Regions from separate parts of the Homo sapiens genome. Here region 1 is linked to region 2. The links are chromatin contacts, found by Hi-C or POLR2A ChIA-PET in ENCODE. All regions are on one chromosome and are shown on one strand. Each heading gives the region's core, a stretch centred on a gene start or an enhancer-like site at or near the end of the contact. The rest is flanking DNA. Distances are from core to core; before and after follow the strand shown.

The links. A loop is a pair of places that touch in the nucleus more often than their neighbours do. ChIA-PET counts read pairs that join two places held with the same protein, here RNA polymerase II (POLR2A). Pooled maps may share reads with other maps.
Region 1: a loop to region 2 is called in a pooled map, with 3 times the contacts of the local background. The contact joins two enhancer-like sites. A Hi-C loop is called at or near these places in 1 of 50 pooled maps. POLR2A ChIA-PET finds 5 or more read pairs at or near these places in 3 of 52 experiments (Panc1, activated CD8-positive, alpha-beta memory T cell and activated T-cell).

What each region holds. Positions count from the first base shown.
Region 1 is chr7:102,044,303-102,047,723 of GRCh38, reverse strand. The region is part of intron 3 of CUX1 (cut like homeobox 1); the gene reads right to left. Among named protein-coding and RNA genes, the nearest start is that of CUX1, 230 kb to the right of the region's middle. Within about 2 kb of position 1,528, at least 12 of the 41 ENCODE cell types and tissues checked have a DNase peak (open chromatin) inside an H3K27ac peak, as active enhancers do.
Region 2 is chr7:101,742,032-101,745,771 of GRCh38, reverse strand. No RefSeq gene overlaps it. Among named protein-coding and RNA genes, the nearest start is that of CUX1, 74 kb to the left of the region's middle. RefSeq lists enhancers at 783-1,303, 1,932-2,875 and a silencer at 1,933-2,052. Within about 2 kb of position 1,776, at least 4 of the 41 ENCODE cell types and tissues checked have a DNase peak (open chromatin) inside an H3K27ac peak, as active enhancers do.

The DNA of each region.
Region 1 (3,421 bases), core at 279-2,778, 300 kb before region 2:
TAGTCAAATAAATACTGTATGACTGAGCATTACAAGTTGGATGATTTTACTCCAGGAGACGAAAATGAGTAAGAGTCAATCTATTCTTACAGACACATACTGCTTTCTAATCATCCATCCATCCATCCATCCCTCCCTCCCTCCCTACCTCTAGACTAATCATCCATCCATCCCTCTATCCAGTTATCCATCCATCCATCTCTCCCTCCCTCCTTCCCTCCCTCCCTCCATCTCTCCCTTCATCCATCCATAGCTCTATCCTATCACCCATCCATCTATCCCTTTATCCAATCATCCAGCCATCCATCCCTCTATCCAATCATCTATCCATCCATCCTTCTATCCAATCATCCATCCATCTATCCCCTATTCACCCTCCCTCCATGCAATCAACCATCTATCCATTCCCATTTATCTAACAAATCATCCATCCACCCACACACCCACCATCCACCCATTCATCCACCAATCCATCCACCCATCCACCATCACTTAACAGAGCGCCAAGCACTGTGCCACATGGGGATACAGATCTTGCTAAACTGTTAAGCTTCATGAAGGCAACGGCTACATTCATTCACCTACCACCACTAACCAGGGTCTAGTTCTGGTCTAGCCTGGCATACATGCTCCACAAATATTTAATGAATCAATGAATGAACAGACCTTCCCTGAGAAGCTCTTGGTCTGGAAGGGGACAGGGTTACAGCCCTGTCATGAGCAAGGTAGGGGAGCATCCTGGGGGTGGGAACACTAGATGAGCAACAAGATCGCTTTGGCGACTCTCCCAGTGTGGCCTCCCTGACAAAGAATGCACTTCGCAAGCTGTCAAGAACAGAAGTGAGCTGGGTGTGGTGGCTCATGCCTGTAATCCCAACACTTTGGGAGGCCTTTGTGGGAGGACTGCTTGAGGCCAGGAGTTCAAGACCGTCTTGGGCAACGTAGCAAGCCCTCATCTCTTCAAAAAAAAAATGCAAAAATTAGCTGGGTGTAGTGGTGTGTACCTGTAGTCCCAGCCACTCAGGAGGCTGAGGCTGGAGGGCTGCTTGAGCCCAGGAGGTCCAGGCTGCAGTGAGCTGTGATCGTGCAACTGCACTCCAGCCTGGGTGACAGAGTGAGACTGTCTCAAAAAAAAAAAAAAAAAAAAAAAAAAATCCAAACCAAACCAAAACAGAACAGGAGTGAAATGGGGGCTGGGCACAGTGGCTTACGCCTGTAATCCCAGCAGTTAGGGAGACTGAGGCAGGTGGATCACTTGAAGTGAGGAGTTCGAGACCAGCCTGGCTAACGTGACGAAACCCTGTCTCTACTAAACATATAAAAATTAGCCAGGTGTGGTGGTGCGTGCCTGTAATCCCAGCTACTTCAGAGGCTGAGGCAGGAGAATCACTTGAACCTGGGAGGCGGAGGTGGCAGTGAGCTGCAATCGCATCCCTACACTCCAGCCTGGGTGACAAAGCAAGAGTCCATCTCCAAAAACGGGAAGTGAATTGGGTAAGTCCTGGGGTTTCCCGGGGTGCCAGCTCTGTCCCGACTCCCATAGGGGCTGACATTGGTCTATCACAAGGGACCTCAATTTCCTTACCTGCAACCCACTGGTCTCTTCAGCCTCAGGTTTTGAGTCAACTTTGCCACAATATCATTTTCCTAAGTCATTCTGGGGTTCTTAGAGCTTCCTCTTGTGCATTTCAACTCAGTTCAGCTCAATTCAACAAACATTTCCCAGGCACCTACTACATCCCAGGCACTGGGAGATTCAGAAACCCCATGCACCCTTCCTTGGCAACCTGAACCCCAAGGCCAGAGCCCCATGTTCAGGAGCCATGTACGCAGCTGGGTCCCTGGAGCGGGTCCCCTGGCGGAGATGCCAAATGACAGCTGGGAAGGCCCACTCTGCCCGAGTTCGAGCTGTAAACATCCAAGAAATCTACCAGCAGTTACCGAGAGGATGTTAAAAATAATTATCCACTGAAAATATTAGATTTGCTCTGGATTGTTCATTACATACAATGGTTTAATAGGACTTTTATTGAATAGCTGCAGAGCTCTGGGCCGAAATCAATTTGCCCTCCACGTGGAATTTTGATGTCTGCTGTTGACTTGTACAACATGGAGCAATTTGTAATCGCTCCAGCTTGCCGTTGTTTTCAAAGCTCCTGCTATATCACAAGCATTTATTTCTGACCACAAAATTACATTTATTCAACAGAAAGCAGCTCCGGGTCTTTAAGAGGTTAACTTCTGGAGTGCTTGGCTGCGCTCCAGCCCACATCGGAGGGGGCGCGCGGGCGCAGTGGCACCCGGCAGTGGCGGCAGCGCCGGGCGGGCGGCCGTGATTAATAGACTGCTGAGAGCGCCCCTTTCCACAGGCGCACGGCTCCTGCCCCGGCTTCCATAGATCATGGACTTAGCCTCAACATATCTGACTGAAATTGAATTTGGCTTCTCTCTCAACTGTTCATTTCCTATGTTATGCAAGGTTAGATCCCTTTCTGCATGAGCAGAACCAAACCAGCTGCAGCTTTGGAGGAGAAAATGTGCTTTCAATTATGCAGCTGGCCTGGATGTTGAGCCGCAGTCCGACGGGTCCCTAATTGAGCCATCATGGCGCGAACTTACAGGGAGACACTGTGTGTGTCAGGCTTGCGGGTTTTGCCATAAGATAATGACAGTACAGCAGCCACATCACCACAGTGACCACCACGGCTAACACCACTGTCACCTCCACCACTGCAGAAGGCCCAAGAGCCTGCGGACAGACATACTGGCTGAGAAGTCAGTTCCCCAGCAAAGGTCCAGGGCAGCAGGCTGTGTTAGGGTCCCTGGGAAGCCTCCCTGTATCTTCCAGCCAGAACGCATCATCCTGTCCCCAGAGTGCCTGGTCTGCTCCACAGTCGCCTGTCTGGCCACAAACCCAAAGAAGACCCTGACAACCCCTCCCTACTCCCAGCAGGGCACTGACCTATTTTGCTTGTGGGCGTCTAGGAACCAAAGTAGATGCTCGCACATCACACTCAATAAGTACTCATTAACAAGGAGAAGGCGAGAAGCAGGGGGAAATTCAGCTAAGAATGTTTTATGTAACCACTTCCATAAGGCAAAGAATAGATAAAGCATCTAAGACAAGATACGGGCCCTCAAAGCATGTACAATCTTAAGAGCAGGCTGGAAAGAGGGGAAAAGTTAATGCAATAACAAGAAAACAGGCACCCTGTTTAGAAAATGGGCTAAGGTGGCCGGGCGCAGTGGCTCACACCTGTAATCCCGGCACTTTGGGAGGCCAAGGCAGGCAGATCACCTGAGGTCAGGAGTTCGAGACCAGCCTGGACAACATAGTGAAACCCCATCTCTACTAAAAATACAAAAATTTGCTGGGTGTGGTGGCACACACCTGTAACCCCAGCTACTTGGGAGGCTGAGG
Region 2 (3,740 bases), core at 527-3,026:
TAGATGGATCTTCAATAATGCCCTATCTATATCAGCTCTTGGTTGGCGTGATAGAGATAATACATTCGCTGCTCCAGAGTCACTCGTGGTTCAGGCAAGGTCAAAGAGTCACCAGGAGTCAGTCATCACCTAAGTGGTACCTCCTGCCTGGGAAATGCCTCTATCACTGCCCACCTCCAGGTACCCAGAACTCCGGCCACTACCAAGGATCACTTGAGCCCAGCAGTGTGAGGCTGCAGTGAGCTATGATCATGCCATTGCATCCAGCCTGGGTGACAGAACCACACAGCAAGACCTGGTCCCCCCTGGACCCCCACAAAAAACCCCCAAAAAACTTAAAATGAATTCATTAAAAACTTATTAAAATAAAAATTTAGCATTTAAGGCCAGGCACGGTGGCTCATGCCTGTAATCCCAGCACTTTGGGAGGCCGAGGTGGGTGGATCACTTGAGGTCAGGAGTTTGAGACCAGCCTGGACAACATGGTGAAACCTCATCTCTACTAAAAATACAAAAATTAGCCAGGCATGGTGGTGCATGACTGCAATCGCAGCTGCTCGGGAGGCTGAGGCAGGAGAATCACTTTAACCCAGGAGGCAGAGGTTGCAGGGAGCTCAGATTGCACCACTGCACTCCAGCCTGGGCGACAGAGTGAGTAAGACTTCGTCTCAAACAAATAAACAAACAAAAACAAACAAAACAAAACACAAAACCTTAGTATTTAAAATAAATAATTAAAATGGTATTCATTAAAAAGCTGAAAATCAACCCAGGCTTAATGAAAGAAAGAACTTAGTATGCGTAAAAAAAACTTTAACGAAAACTCTTAGTATTCATTTAAAAACTTTAAACCAAAACTGAATATTCACTTAAAAACTTAAAAAATGAGCTCAGGCTTAAAAAACAAAAACAAACAAACAAAAAAAGAACTCTCCGGGCTTTCTGGGGATGTAACCAAGCTGAGGTTGGGCTTACTTCCCTCCAGCAAAGGGCCCCTTTCAAACCACTTGTGGCTGAGCCATCAGACCCAGATGTGACCTCCCCCCGTCCCGTGGGGGTCAGCAGCTCACCTGGGCCCTCTCCAGCCTGCCCTCCTGCCACCCCTGTTTATGTGTGCACCTCAGGGATTCCAAAAAGGAGTTAGTGTGGGCCTGCCTCTCAGCCACCTGCTTCCACTCTTACCTACATGACTCCATTTTCTGAGCCCGGTAGCTTTTTTTTTTTTTTTTTTTTAACAGAGTCTCGCTCTGGCCCAGGTTGGAGCGCAGTGACACGACCTCGGCTCATCACCGGTTCAAGCGATGGGCTGTAGCTGGGACTACAGGCACACACCATCCCACCTGGCTAAATATTGTATTTTTAGTACAGACGGAATTTCTCCTTGTTGGCCAGGCTCGTCTCGAACTCCTGACCTCAAGTGATCCGCCCGCCTCGGCCTCCCAAAGTACTGGGATTACAGGCGTGAGCCACCACGACCGCAGAGACCCGTAGCTTTCTAAAAGAGACTCTGAGGGTGCTTTCAGTGATGACCCTTGGCAGAAACCGGAGGAAGGGCTGAAGGTGATGGGGGAGGGGCGGAGCTCTGCCTTGAGCTTTGCTGCGGAGCCAAGCCTTCCCTCCTTGTCTAGCTCTGGCACTTTGAGCAGGTTCTGTCGGGGGTATCCCTGCCCTGGAAGCCCCTCTCACCTTCCCAGGTTAGGGGTGGCGTCCCCCAGTCTCCCTGAGGGCAAGGGCTGTTCTCATTTGTTTTGGAGGCCAGCTCTGCTCAGGGCCTGGGAATACAGTAGGTGTCTAATAAATATTTGCAGCGTTGAACTCTGTGCCCAGCAGCCCCTAGCCGTTCACCAGACAGCCTTGGCCTCCGGAGAGTGGGCTTTGGGGGAGGTGGCCTGGGCCGGGGGAGGGTGTGAGAGGCCTCATGGAGGGGGGCGGGGGCGGATCCGGGGTCGCTCTGGCTCAGCCTCCGGGGCCGTCCCCGCTGCCTTTGCAGAAGGCGCCTCCGCTGTGGCTCTTCCCCCTGGGCTGGAGCCAGAGCCTAGCGCACCCGGAGGAGGAGGAGGAGGAGGACGAGGAGGAGGAGGAGGCGGCGGCGGCGGCTGCGTTGCCGTCTGTGCCCATCACCTGAGCTGCACCGGGCGGGGAGGATAACAATTATTGGGAGAGGTTTGAAAAAAAAATCATTATCAAATAACTACAGCTTGCAAAAGTTGGCGGGCGGAACGGAAAACGCGGGCTGGATCGCTCTGGGGACGCCGCCGCCGCTCCCGAGCAGCTCCGCGGTAGCCAGAAATGGAAGGACGTACATCTGCAACGCATTTGTGCGAGGTTCACCTTGGAGACCGCGCTGCTGGATGCAGGCGGCGAGTTCACGCGAAAGGAAAAACTCTTTTAAGAGGGATTTCTCCTTGGGGGACCCTGCCCGGCACGCGCGGCGGGGAAGGGCGCCCCCTGCCAGGCGCGCGCGTGGAGCTGGGACGCTCCGATGGGGTGGGGGCCGCTTCTCTGAGCCTCAGTTTCTCAGTCTGTCCGAGGACTTGTACAGATTCGTGGCTGGCCTTGCAGGACCCTTCCAGTGGGGATATTCTTTTATTATTTTTATTTTTTATTTATTATTTTGTTTAGATGGAGTCTCATTCTTGTCGTCCCAGCTGGAGTGCAGTGGCACAATCTCGGCTCACTGCAACCTCCGCTTCCCGGGTTCAAGTGATTCTCCTGCCTCAGCCTCTCGAGTAGCTGGGATTACAGACCCCCGCCGCCATGCCCGGCTAATTTTTGTATTTCTAGTAGAGGGGTTTCACCATGTTGGCCAGGCTGGTCTTGAACTCCTGGCCTCAAGTGACCTGTCCGCCTAGGCCTCCCAAAGTGCTGACATTACAGGCTGAGCCACTGCGCCCAGCCTCCAGTGGGGATAGTCTAAGAATCTTCTTATTTCTGGCACCAGGTCCCGATGGAGGTAGAGGTACCAGCCCTTAAGGTACCAGGACCTGGTCATCGCATTCCCAGCCCTGTTTACATTCTAGGGTGCTGCGGGTACGTGATGGTCTAAGGAAGATCAAATCCACTTTCCACTTCTCAGGGCCCTGCCGACAAGTGCAACGGTTTGTTCCTTCTCAGGGGAGGAGGGGACCCCTGTCCCCCTTCTCAGGGGCAGTTCCATCCATTCTCACCTCTTGGGTCTTCAGTGTGCACCTCCCACAGCTCACAGACATCCCTGTCTCCCCTAAACCCCTTTGCCGTGACGCCCACCGCCCATCCACCTTCCCCCGCGGGCTTCCTTCTCAGAGTGGTCAGTACGTAGTCTAGTGTCCACATCTTCCTCCCTGCAGTCACTTTGAAGGTGGCCCAAGCTTCAGGGCCCCCCTCCTTCTCCAAACACGGCTGGGCCTCTGGGCTTTTTGGAGTTAGAAAAGGGGAGGGGGGCTGTGGGGAGCGAGAGGTGCAGGAGTGAAGTGTGGGGACCCTTCCTGGGACCCCTCACCCTCACACACACACCACCCCACTTGCCTAAGACAGGCACAACTGGAGCCATCTTGAGACCCAGAATTCCTCTCCAGGTTATGGTGTTTCTCACGGTCCTTGCCCACCAGGAGATAGAAAGTTCTGGAAAGATGCTGTTGGAAAGGTGAAGCTAGAAGCACGGCCTCTTTGCACAGGCTATGCTTTAAGTACTCATAACTGGCTCACATCTACTGAGCCATCACTGTGTACCAAGCACTGTTCTAACGTTTTATTTTTATTTT